Linked DNA regions of Homo sapiens: region 1 is linked to region 2. Evidence: read pairs that join two places in POLR2A ChIA-PET (ENCODE). Cell type or tissue: B cell. All regions are shown on one strand.

Region 1 (5,000 bases), 1.3 Mb after region 2:
AAAGAGTTGGGGGCTGAAATCCAGCCTATGCTTTTCTCATCAGGCCTGCATCCACCTGGAGAAAGAGGCATCTTTTCTAATTTGCACAAAGTTATCACAGGGACTAGCAGTGGTCCTATGATTAGAGTTGGAGTTGAGGTGGAGATGGGAAGGGGAGTTTCTTTAGCAGAAAGTGAGATTGTGAGTTCGGGGATGGAGGATAAGGGCTATGGAGGGAGGATCAGGGAGAAGTGCTGTGGTTGGTGAACGTGGAGGTGGGGCAGAGAGCAGTGGGAATGTGTCAAGGGAGGTTGGTGGTGAGAAGGGCGGGTTCATGCTGACAGTGGCCCCTTTAGCTGCGTTCAGGGTACCCCTGGGAGTGGTGGTTCTCCTGCCCCCCAGCCTTGCTCACTCCTGTGGTGTAAGCAGTGGCCTCTTTGGAGTGGCTCCTTCTGCCAAGTTCCCCTCTTGGGAGAAATGGCAAGGGGTTAGGTTTTCTCCAGGGCCCTCTCTGAGAGGCTGCAGGCTCTGTAGTGGGTGTTGCCTTACTACCGTGGGCCTACTAGAGAGGCATGGACCCTGCCCTCAGGGAACTTGCCATCGAAGGGAGCTTTTGTGCACAGGTCTAATGCCAGTGGCCCTTGTCTCCTGGGGCAGGGTCTGTGGGTATTGCAGACAGTCTGGTTTCTGTGTTGGGCTCAGTCTGGTCTGAGGCGAAGGCTCTTACCCTAGGACCAAGGACTATGAGGAGTCACAAAACTGGGCCTCGCTGGCCCTTCAGAGGTAGAAGATCTGTTGGGGACAGATTTCTGAGGACCCCCAGTAGCCAGGGAGGATGTGGGAGCCACTGAGGAGGAAAACTCGGGACGAAAGGCTTCTGCAAGGATGAAGGGGAGGTGGGCAGGCTGGAGGTTCTGTGGGAGCAAAGCCTCCCTTTCCCTTGGTCGGGGGGTGGCAGAGTGAGGGGACTGTAGGAGTGGGCATTGGGAGGGGCTTGCTCTGTGTGGGGGACCCACAACCCATCAAGGACTGGACCTCTGGAGACCGTTTTGTCTGCCTGGCCCCACTGCCAGCCCGCCGCTGTTCAGAAGCAGCCCTTCCCATTCTCTTGGATCTTCTGAGGAATCCCACGTTCCTTCTGTCTGACTCGAAGTCCTTCCTACTGTAGGCCTTGCTCATCCCCCCATAGTCCAGCTGGCACAACGTTTGGATGGCAAACCATTTAAATGGCCAAGCCTGCCCCGGCCACTCTGTCTCCTTGGTAGTCCCAGTTGTGTGAGGATGGGGTAGGGTGCAATTAAGCCCTGGGGCTGTCCTCTCTGCACTGACAGCTGTAGGAATGTCATCATGCCTATGCCAGGTACTCCCACTGCTTTCTTCCAGGGTGCCCACACTCCTGTTCTTTAGAAGAAAGGGACGGCAGGAGTCTGATCATCTGTCCGATGCCCACACAGTGGCTGTGCTGAGTGACGTGTTGTTTTGAGGATGTCCCTACCCCCTGGTCTTGCCGTCGGTCTCCAGTACCCAGCGAAGCAAGCTGTGGGCTCTGAGGAGCTCACACCAGGGAGGAGCTGCCCTGGAGTGGAGCAACAGCATGTCCTCTCCCCTGTGTGACTGCAGTGCTATAATAATAATAACAGAAAGCTGGCATTTCTTGAGCTCTTACTGTGTGCCAGAGACACCGCTCTAAGTGCTTACACATATGTATTCGTTTTCTGTAGTTGCTGTAACAAATTATCACAAACTTTAAACATTGAACTTATGGCATAAAGCAACACAAATGTATTATCGTGTAGCTCTGTGGTAGGTTAGGAGTCTGACACAAGTCTCACTGGGCTAACAATCCAGATGTTGGGGCCAGGCGCGGTGGCTCACGCCTGTAATCCCAGCACTTTGAGAGGCCAAGGGTGGGGGGGGGGGGGGGTGGATCACAAGGTCAGGAGTTCGAGACCAGCCTGGCCAACATCGTGAAACCCCATCTCTACTAAAAATACAAAACATTAGCCGGGTGTGGTGGTGGGCACCTGTAATTCCAGCTACTTGGGAGGCTGAGGCAGGAGAATCGCTTGAACGCAGGAGGGGAGGCGGAGGTTGCAGTGAGCCAAGATTGTGCCATTGCACTCCGGCCTGGGCGACAAGAGTGAAACTCTGTCTCAAAAACAAAAACAAACAAACAAAGATCCAGATGTTGGAAGGGCTGTGTTCCTTTCAGGAGGCTCCAGGGGTGATTTCACTTCCTTGCCTTTTCTGATTTCTGGAGGCCACCATCTTCCTTGGTTTGTGACTCCCCTCCCCACTCCATTTTCAAAGCCAGCAAATAATGCATCTCTCTCTCAGATGCTTCTTCTGTTATCACCTGTCTCTCTAACCCAGCCAGGATGGGGTCTTTGTTTTAAGGACTCATATGATTAGGTCGGGGATACCTAGAGCATCCAGGATCCTCTCTCCATATCAAGGGTCATTCTCTAAACACATCCACAAAGTCCCTTAGCCACGCAGGGCAACGTATTCACAGGTCCCAGGGATTAGGGTGCTGACAGCTTTGAGGTCCATTATTCTGCCTACCACAACATACTTGAAGTTTTTCACACAAAAGATGGATGTAAGGTGGGTAATGTTATTACCCCCATTTTAAAGATAAAGACACTGAGGCACCGAGAAGCTAAGCAACTTGCCCAAGTTTACTTTGACAGCAGCATATTCAGGATTCAGATAGAGGCAGCCTGACTCCACAGTTGTACCTCAGTCACTGTCACAAGGAAATGTCCAAATTTCACATGGTATAAGGCCAAGTCCCCTGTAGGTCAGCGGAGCAGTGGAGGATCATGTATTTATTGAGCACCTACTATGTGCCAGGCCCTAGGAGGGGCTCCCAGAGGTACATGACAGAGCTCCAACCTGAACCCAGGTCCCAAGCGCATCATCTGTCCTCATTCTATTATTGTGTGAAAGGCCGCGGGACCCTCCTGCAAAGGTGAAACGGGAGAAAGGACGGAGCTTCAGTGGGGGCTTGTGGCCCAGGGTTCTGGATTGGGCCCAGGAAGAGGAGGAGAGAGGTGGGTGCCCTATACCTTGCAGGACCCAGCCGGGCCAAGTCAGAGCCTGCAGGGGCTGACTCAACAGGCTGACTGTGCCTGCCCGTCCATCACAATGGGGAATGGGCCCTCCATGAGCCTGAGACCTGCAAATCATAGAAATTAAGAGCAATTAGAGAGGGAACCGGCAGCCCCTGGCAGCACTTCCGGCCACAGAGGCAGTTCGGCAACTTTATGGGATGTTTCCTCCCATTTTGTGGTCCAGCTGGGAGGCAGAAACAAGCCAGCTCAGCACAAGGCCTCCTCAAGGTGCTTTAGTGCAACTTGAAGGTGGGACCCACAGCCCCTCCACAACCTGCCTCCCGCCCTGCCTTCCCATCCTGGGGCCCTGTCCCAGCCTCGCCCTGAGGGTTTCTTTTTGTCTGTGCATCGGCTCTGTCCTCTGCACTAGACCTCTGGAGAGCTGTGTCTGGGGACCTGCAAGAGAAAGAGAAACAGTCAGGGTCACCTTGACGGGCTGTGGCACGTGCTGCCTCCGCTCCTGTGTTCTCTCCCTCTGCTCTACCTCACCTGGCCCAGCTGGAGGGGTCTTTCCACTTCCTGGCCAGGGGCAGCTCTTGAACAAACCTTCCTCTTATTCCCCTTGCCCCCTAGGGAAGAGGTGGCTCAGCTTGTGGAAAGCATGCAGGCCAAAGTGGTGGAGACCCCATGGGTTTCAGGTGGCGGCACCAGGATGGTGCCATTGGCTAAAGGCAAAAGCTAGAGGAATTCTCTAGTTTCCCAAGTACTTTGCTGCCTTTAATCCTTGCCTCTTGCCTGTGTCCTTCACCCCATGCCCTTTCCTAAGCTGTGGTGAGAAGGACAGAGAAGGGCCTGTGCTCCTGGGAGAGGGACTGGCTCTGAGAAGGGCAGAGGTGTCTCTGGAGTAGGTGGAGGTGGGAGAGGAAGTGGGGTATCTGGGACAAGGAAGAGTCGTGGTCTGTATCCTTCTCTGGGTGGAAGCTATGATATTGCAAGGGCACCCTTTGCCCCCCTCTGGGGCCCGTTTTTTTAGGATAGGCCCACTGTGCTGGGTCAAGGTCACCTGGAGAGAGAGACCCGAGTGGAGGGGCTCCTCTGCTGCTCTCCACCACCCTTCCTGAGGCCTCTGAGCTGGCCATGAGCTGACCCTTCTCCTTCACCTCTTCCATCACTGTGGGTGGGGCAGCCTTGGACTCGGCCATACCTGACTCCACAGCCGAGGGGTGTCTCTTGATGGGGGCAATAGGGCTGGGTGAAGAAGAGATACGGAGTGGGACAAGGCAGTGCCCTGCCCTCACTAGTGTGGGCAAACTGAAGGGGGAGGGAAGGGCAGACTCCAAGGGCAACCTAGACCCCTGCATCCTTGGAGACAGATGGGTCAGAGAGGCAGCCTGTGGAGCAGCAGGCGCCACCAGGGGTGCAGGGTTGCAGGGTTGCTCCACCACAGCCTCAAGTCTGTCCCGTCCTCCCCCTGGGCCTCTGACTGAGGGCTGCTAAGGCCGTTCCCAGCGCCACCATTCTCTGACTCTCCTCATGGTGACTCTGCCTTATGCCCCATCTAACTGGCCTTGGGCAGGTGGCTTAGCCTCTCCGTGCCTCAGTTTCCTCACCTGTAAAATGAGAATAACAATAGCATCTACCTCATAGGTTTATTATGAGGATTAAATGATTTAAATATATAAAGTTTATAGGCTGATACCTGTCATGTAGAAAGTGCTATAGAAGGATTGTCTATTATTATAGTCACTCATGTTATTTCAAAGATCATAATCAAGCAGACCTGGGTTGGAGTGCTAGCTGTTCTACTTAAAAGCTCTGTGACCTTGGGAAAGTGGCTTATCTTTTCTGAGTCTGTTTCCTCACCTGTAAAATAGGTATAATAATAATAATCACAACAGTGACTGCATGAAGTTGTGGTGATAGAATGAGACACCTGGAAACATTTGCTGAGCAAACAGTAAAGCA
Region 2 (5,000 bases):
TAGTAGGAGAGCGTGATTTTTTTTTTTTTTTTTTAATGTTTACTGGTCATGTATGTACCAAGAGTGGGAGTTGCTCCTTCGTTGCCTTCACAGCTAGTCCTAAGATTGGCAGAAGGTAAATGAAGGAGGGAACACAAGCAGAGTGGAGTGCACGAAGCCTCCGAGTAGAAGTCAGTGGATGTGGGCTCTCATCTCCGTTACTGAACAGTTATGAGACCCTGGGCAAATTCACTTTTAACCTTAAATTTCTGATCTGTAAAATGAAAAGTTTGGACTAAATAGCTCATGAATCTGTTCTGTGTCAGTATTATGATTCCTTTCTGTTGTATTAAACTTTTGGTCAAATCAGAATTTCTTATTCTGAGTTTATTTCAAAAGTCAGAGTCAAGTGAGACGATTTGATAATTTTTGTTTTTTTTTTGAGTCAGGGTCTCACTATGTTGCCCAGGTGCATCTTGAACTCCTGATCCTCCTGCCTTAGCCTCCTGAGTAGCTGGGATTCTGTTTGGTAATTTTTAATATCAGATTATACATTTGCCTATATAACTGGCATTATTATTAGGAGGAGAAATTTCAACTTGGAAAGTTTTCGTTGTGTGGAAAAAACATAAGGACTTTGGGGAAGTTGACCAGTTTCATTTATAAGAAAAATGAGGATAAAGTTTTTACACATAGTTCTGAGAACCTACAGAATCCCAGGCATTATCTGGTGTTTAGAGGCCCTCTTGTTTGGCTAAATGTGTTGTCATTGTTGTGAATTCCAGACTATCCAAAAGAGAAGTTATTTTCAGTCTAGGTGGTATATTCCTGTAGGTGTATGAATTTTGAATGAAAAGAAAAATCCAATACATCAATGTATTTATAAATCTGAAGTGATAGTACCTACTTCATAGGATGTAGTTATTAATATGTTCTGAAATGGTTTATACTGAGCATTAGAAATTCAGTCTTTAGAACTTTTCTTCCTCTGTGACTGAAAACCAGATGACATGTCCCCATCTTTCACTTCCATTTAATTATCTTAAGGCACATACTCCTGGAGGAAATCATCATTCACACAATAGTGATCCATCTTCTTATTGGAAGTTGAGAGAAACTATTCCCATCTTGACTTAATTCTCATCTCTTTGCTCACCTTAGAGCTGTCCTTCCGTGGGGCAGCTGTGCAGACTCTATACCAATTGCCTCCCTTACCCTGTGGCTAGAGGGGGTGGCAACAGTGCTTTGCTTGCTCAGAGGCATAACAGACTGCAGTGCCTCTCTCTTTTGGAAACTCGCTGTGTTTTAATTGTAGGTCTCCTAATTAAGATCTCTTTGTGCCTGCCCACATTCCACTAGTGTTGGCACAGAGCTTCAGCTTCCTTCTAGCACTTAACTGAAGGCCTTCAATCGGGCCTTTTGTGAATATCTTGTCTCTTTCCATTCTTCCTCTGCCAAGGTGGAGAGCCCAGTGGCATAGACCTTTGAGAAGGGGGAAGCTTTGTGACTATCACTACTTTGGGAGGAATTTATTCGAGGATTGCTGGGATGGGACCTTCCTTTGTTTGCATATGTTATTTTCAGGGATTAAGAAAGGTTAAATTACTAATGAGTCTGGCATGATGTACCTACATTTTAATCAGATTCTTAACCCTGTAGGCACTAGTAGGAAAGAGGATGCCACAGAGTTCACTGTTACAAAGTATTTCCTTGGATCTTATCTAGACTGGTTTATGAAACTTGATGAGTAAAATATTGTCGTGGAGTAAATCTCAGACTCGTGATTTTTGTGGACTCTGAGGTTGTTGAAGACAAGACAATCAGATGAAATTATTGATTGCTCCTAAGTTGTATCGGCTTTGAGACACAGACTGAATTAAAGTTAGCTTTCAGATCTGAGTTAACTTTTGATTAGAAAGACTTTAGGAGGTTCTGGAAATTGTTGAGTTAATTAAGAATACCCTTGTAGGCTCCACTATTTCTTGAGATTTTCAGGAATTGTCTAGGCTTCTAGAGTATTTTCAGAATAAGATAAAATAGCTTTTCTGGAAAAAGTAGTTTGACTTTAGTTTCCAGGACCTTCGTATTCAAAATACAGTATGTTCTTTACTAGATCTACATGTGGCATGCTAGAGAAAATGCTATCTTTTATTAAGAAAAAGGAATCTTAAGTCCTTTACCTGGACCCAGATGGCTTCATTGATCACATCAGTATGAGGTTACGCAGACAAAGGGCTATTTTTGTTGTTGTTATTGTCATTTCATTGGTTGTTGAAGAAGGCCTGGGAGAAGGAAGTACAGGATCTTTTATGGCATGCATTAAATAAAGCTGGAGGCCTGCACTCTTATACCTGAGTGGGTGGTTTTATGGCCTAATTCTCTAATTGCTGGCATTTATGACAGTGTGGATGCTACTGGCCCTGTGGCTGAGGTAGATTATGCTGGGAATAGGGAGGAAAAAGGGGTCCTTTTGTTAGCCTTTTCATTTTGCCCCTCAATAAAGTCTCTGCAAAAACCCTGAGGAAATACAGAGACACTTGGACTGAGGGAATGACTTCCCATAAAATGGTTCTTTATGTTTTTAAAATGATGAGCCGCTTTTCTTGACCTATCCAAAGAAATCCATACCACCACTGTTAAATATTTCAATGAGTTTTTTACCTTGTCAGGTTACACACCAGGGGAAGCCAACCATGAGACTGTAGCTGCTGCCAAACATTCGCTTCTAAAGACTTAAGACATTTGAAAGAAGAATTTTGTTACGTGATTTGTAATTGTTGTGGATGATATAAATCCCCTTGAAGGATTAGTCCAAAACTTCTAAGAGGCCAAGCTTGGTTTAACTTTTAGATGTTGAATTGAATGTATTGCCCTAATGAGTTTTAGTTTTAAGGAAACAACAAAGATATAAGAGTTAGTTGGCAGTTTTGTGTGCAGTGTATGAAAATTCCCCTTCCCTTGAAATGAGTAGTTGTTTTTCTATTTGACAAATAGACTGAAGGGATTTCCCCAGATATCTTACCTTCAATTATTGCTGCAGCAGTACCCTGTGAAGTACCAGTGGGCAGCATCGGTCCAGTAGCATTTATTTCAGGAGCTGGAGTTTCTTCCGTATATAGTGTTTTATCCATTTTCTTGCATTTCTGGTTTTGTGTTTTGTTGGGATGTTTGGGTATAGATGTTTTGATGTCTTTCAGCAACAAAAGATATGAATCTTTCTAACATTCATACTGTTTTAGAGAGATCCACTTGTATTATCTATGCTTTGCTGAAGCATCATTGTTTCATTCTTATTTTACAGCATCAAGGTAATGGTAGCTTTCTGTCTTGAATTAGGAGAGTGATATTACTTGTGAGAAGGGTTTTGGAGAATAGTTTTTTCTTTAGGCTGTCCTTTATACTATCTCAGTTCTAAACACTAGGGAAAAGTTAATTCTTATCTCTAATAAATATCCTACACCTAGAGAAAGAAATATTTACACATGCCCATATTCAACTTCTGTCCATCCATGAGGATTGACCACTTTTTAGATCAAACACAAACATTGTCCCTAGATTATTGCCTTTAATTATAAGCAGTAAAACCTTGTGGATAACATCTCTTTAAGCTTAGCTAATGAGGAAATCCTTTTGTAATCTCTTTGGCTAGGATTTTTTATTTGTGCATATATAAATACCTTTACAGAAGAAAGGGAGAATCTCATAATCTAATCTGTAGTGGTGTGAGATCGTTTAGCATAGTAATTAAGAGTTGTTAAGACCATGGGCTCTGGATTTAAACTGCCTGAGTTCAAATCTAAGCTCAGCCATCTTGAAAAAGTTTTTTTTGTGTTTTGTTTGGTTTGTTTGAGACAGGATCTTGCTTTGTTGCCTAGGCTAGAGTGTAATGGCACAAACATTTCATTTCAGCCTCAACCTCCAGGGCTCAAGCAATCCTCTTGTCTCAGCCTCCTAAGTAGCTGGGACTACAGGCATGCACCACCACACTCAGCTAATTGTTTTATTTGTTGTAGAGATGGGAGTCTCACCATGTTGCCCAGGTTGGTCTTGAACTCCTGGCCTCAAGTGGTCCCCCTACCTCAGCCTCCCAAAGTGTTGGGATTACAAATGTGAGGCACTGCACCCAACCAGAAAAGTTTTTGAACCTCTCCATACCTCTGTTTCTTCATTTGTAACTGAGAGGTACTCATGCTTCATAGTCTCATTGTGAGGCTTAAGTGAGATCATGCATGTAAGCACTTAGCATTTTGCCTGGCACATAGGAAGCCCTAATTGTTAGAACCAAGAGATTGAAAGGAGAGCAGGGTTATAATCTTTTTTTTTCATCAAAATAACTGGTTTTTATTACATTAAGTTATACCTGTATATGTATGCATACATACACCTATTTGAGTGCTATAATCTTAGAATGTTCTTGATATTAGTCTGAGTGTCAAGTTCTTCTATAAACTAGGTGGAACCAAATTGAAGGCCAGCCACCCGTCTTGGTAACAACATTAGTGTCCAACTAAAGCATATTAAAGATAAGGCAAAAAAGAAGAAAGAGAACAAGATGGTAAATAGGCAAGTAAGATACCGAGGAACACAGTGCCTCCATGAGTTGCTAATTATCAGGCCAAGGCAGCTATAATGGGGTTGCTACCTGTTGTCTCTATAACTAGTGTTCCTGATATTTTTATGAGGAGGCACTTGGTCGTTCCTTATAACAGCTCTGAGGCTCTTCAGGGTTCTTGGGCTCCAGGTTCAGACCCATTAGTCTATACTTGATGACATTTGTTCTTAAGTGTCAGCTTGAGGAGAATGAGTGCTGGTCTACAGAGATCAATGCAAGTAACCATTTAATTATAGAAGAAATGCTGAATTGTAGGTTGCAATTTCTGGGGGTTGGAACTTGAGCAGAATGGTCAAAAGCAGATTAGAGTTTAAGAATAACTAGTAAAGAGTAGTGTGTTTAAGGAGGAAAAGTACAGTTTTGGGTTGGGCGCAGTGGCTCACGCCTATAATCCCAGCACTTTGGGAGG

The links. ChIA-PET counts read pairs that join two places held together with the same protein. Peaks named below come from ENCODE experiments on the same cell type or tissue, not always from the same donor. Only the 100,000 strongest peaks of a DNase experiment are listed, where the experiment ranks them.
Region 1: POLR2A ChIA-PET joins it to region 2 with 6 read pairs; 2 of 35 experiments call an interaction of 5 or more read pairs at or near these places.

Annotation. Positions count from the first base shown.
Region 1 is chr11:119,744,951-119,749,950 of GRCh38, forward strand. No RefSeq gene overlaps it. Among named protein-coding and RNA genes, the nearest start is that of NECTIN1-DT, 18 kb to the left of the region's middle. RefSeq lists an enhancer at 2,838-3,338. In B cell, no CTCF peak of the experiment used is centred here; no DNase peak of the experiment used is centred here.
Region 2 is chr11:118,440,767-118,445,766 of GRCh38, forward strand. All of the region lies in intron 1 of KMT2A (lysine methyltransferase 2A), which reads left to right. Among named protein-coding and RNA genes, the nearest start is that of KMT2A, 6.8 kb to the left of the region's middle. In B cell, no CTCF peak of the experiment used is centred here; no DNase peak of the experiment used is centred here; H3K27ac peaks cover 3,479 bases.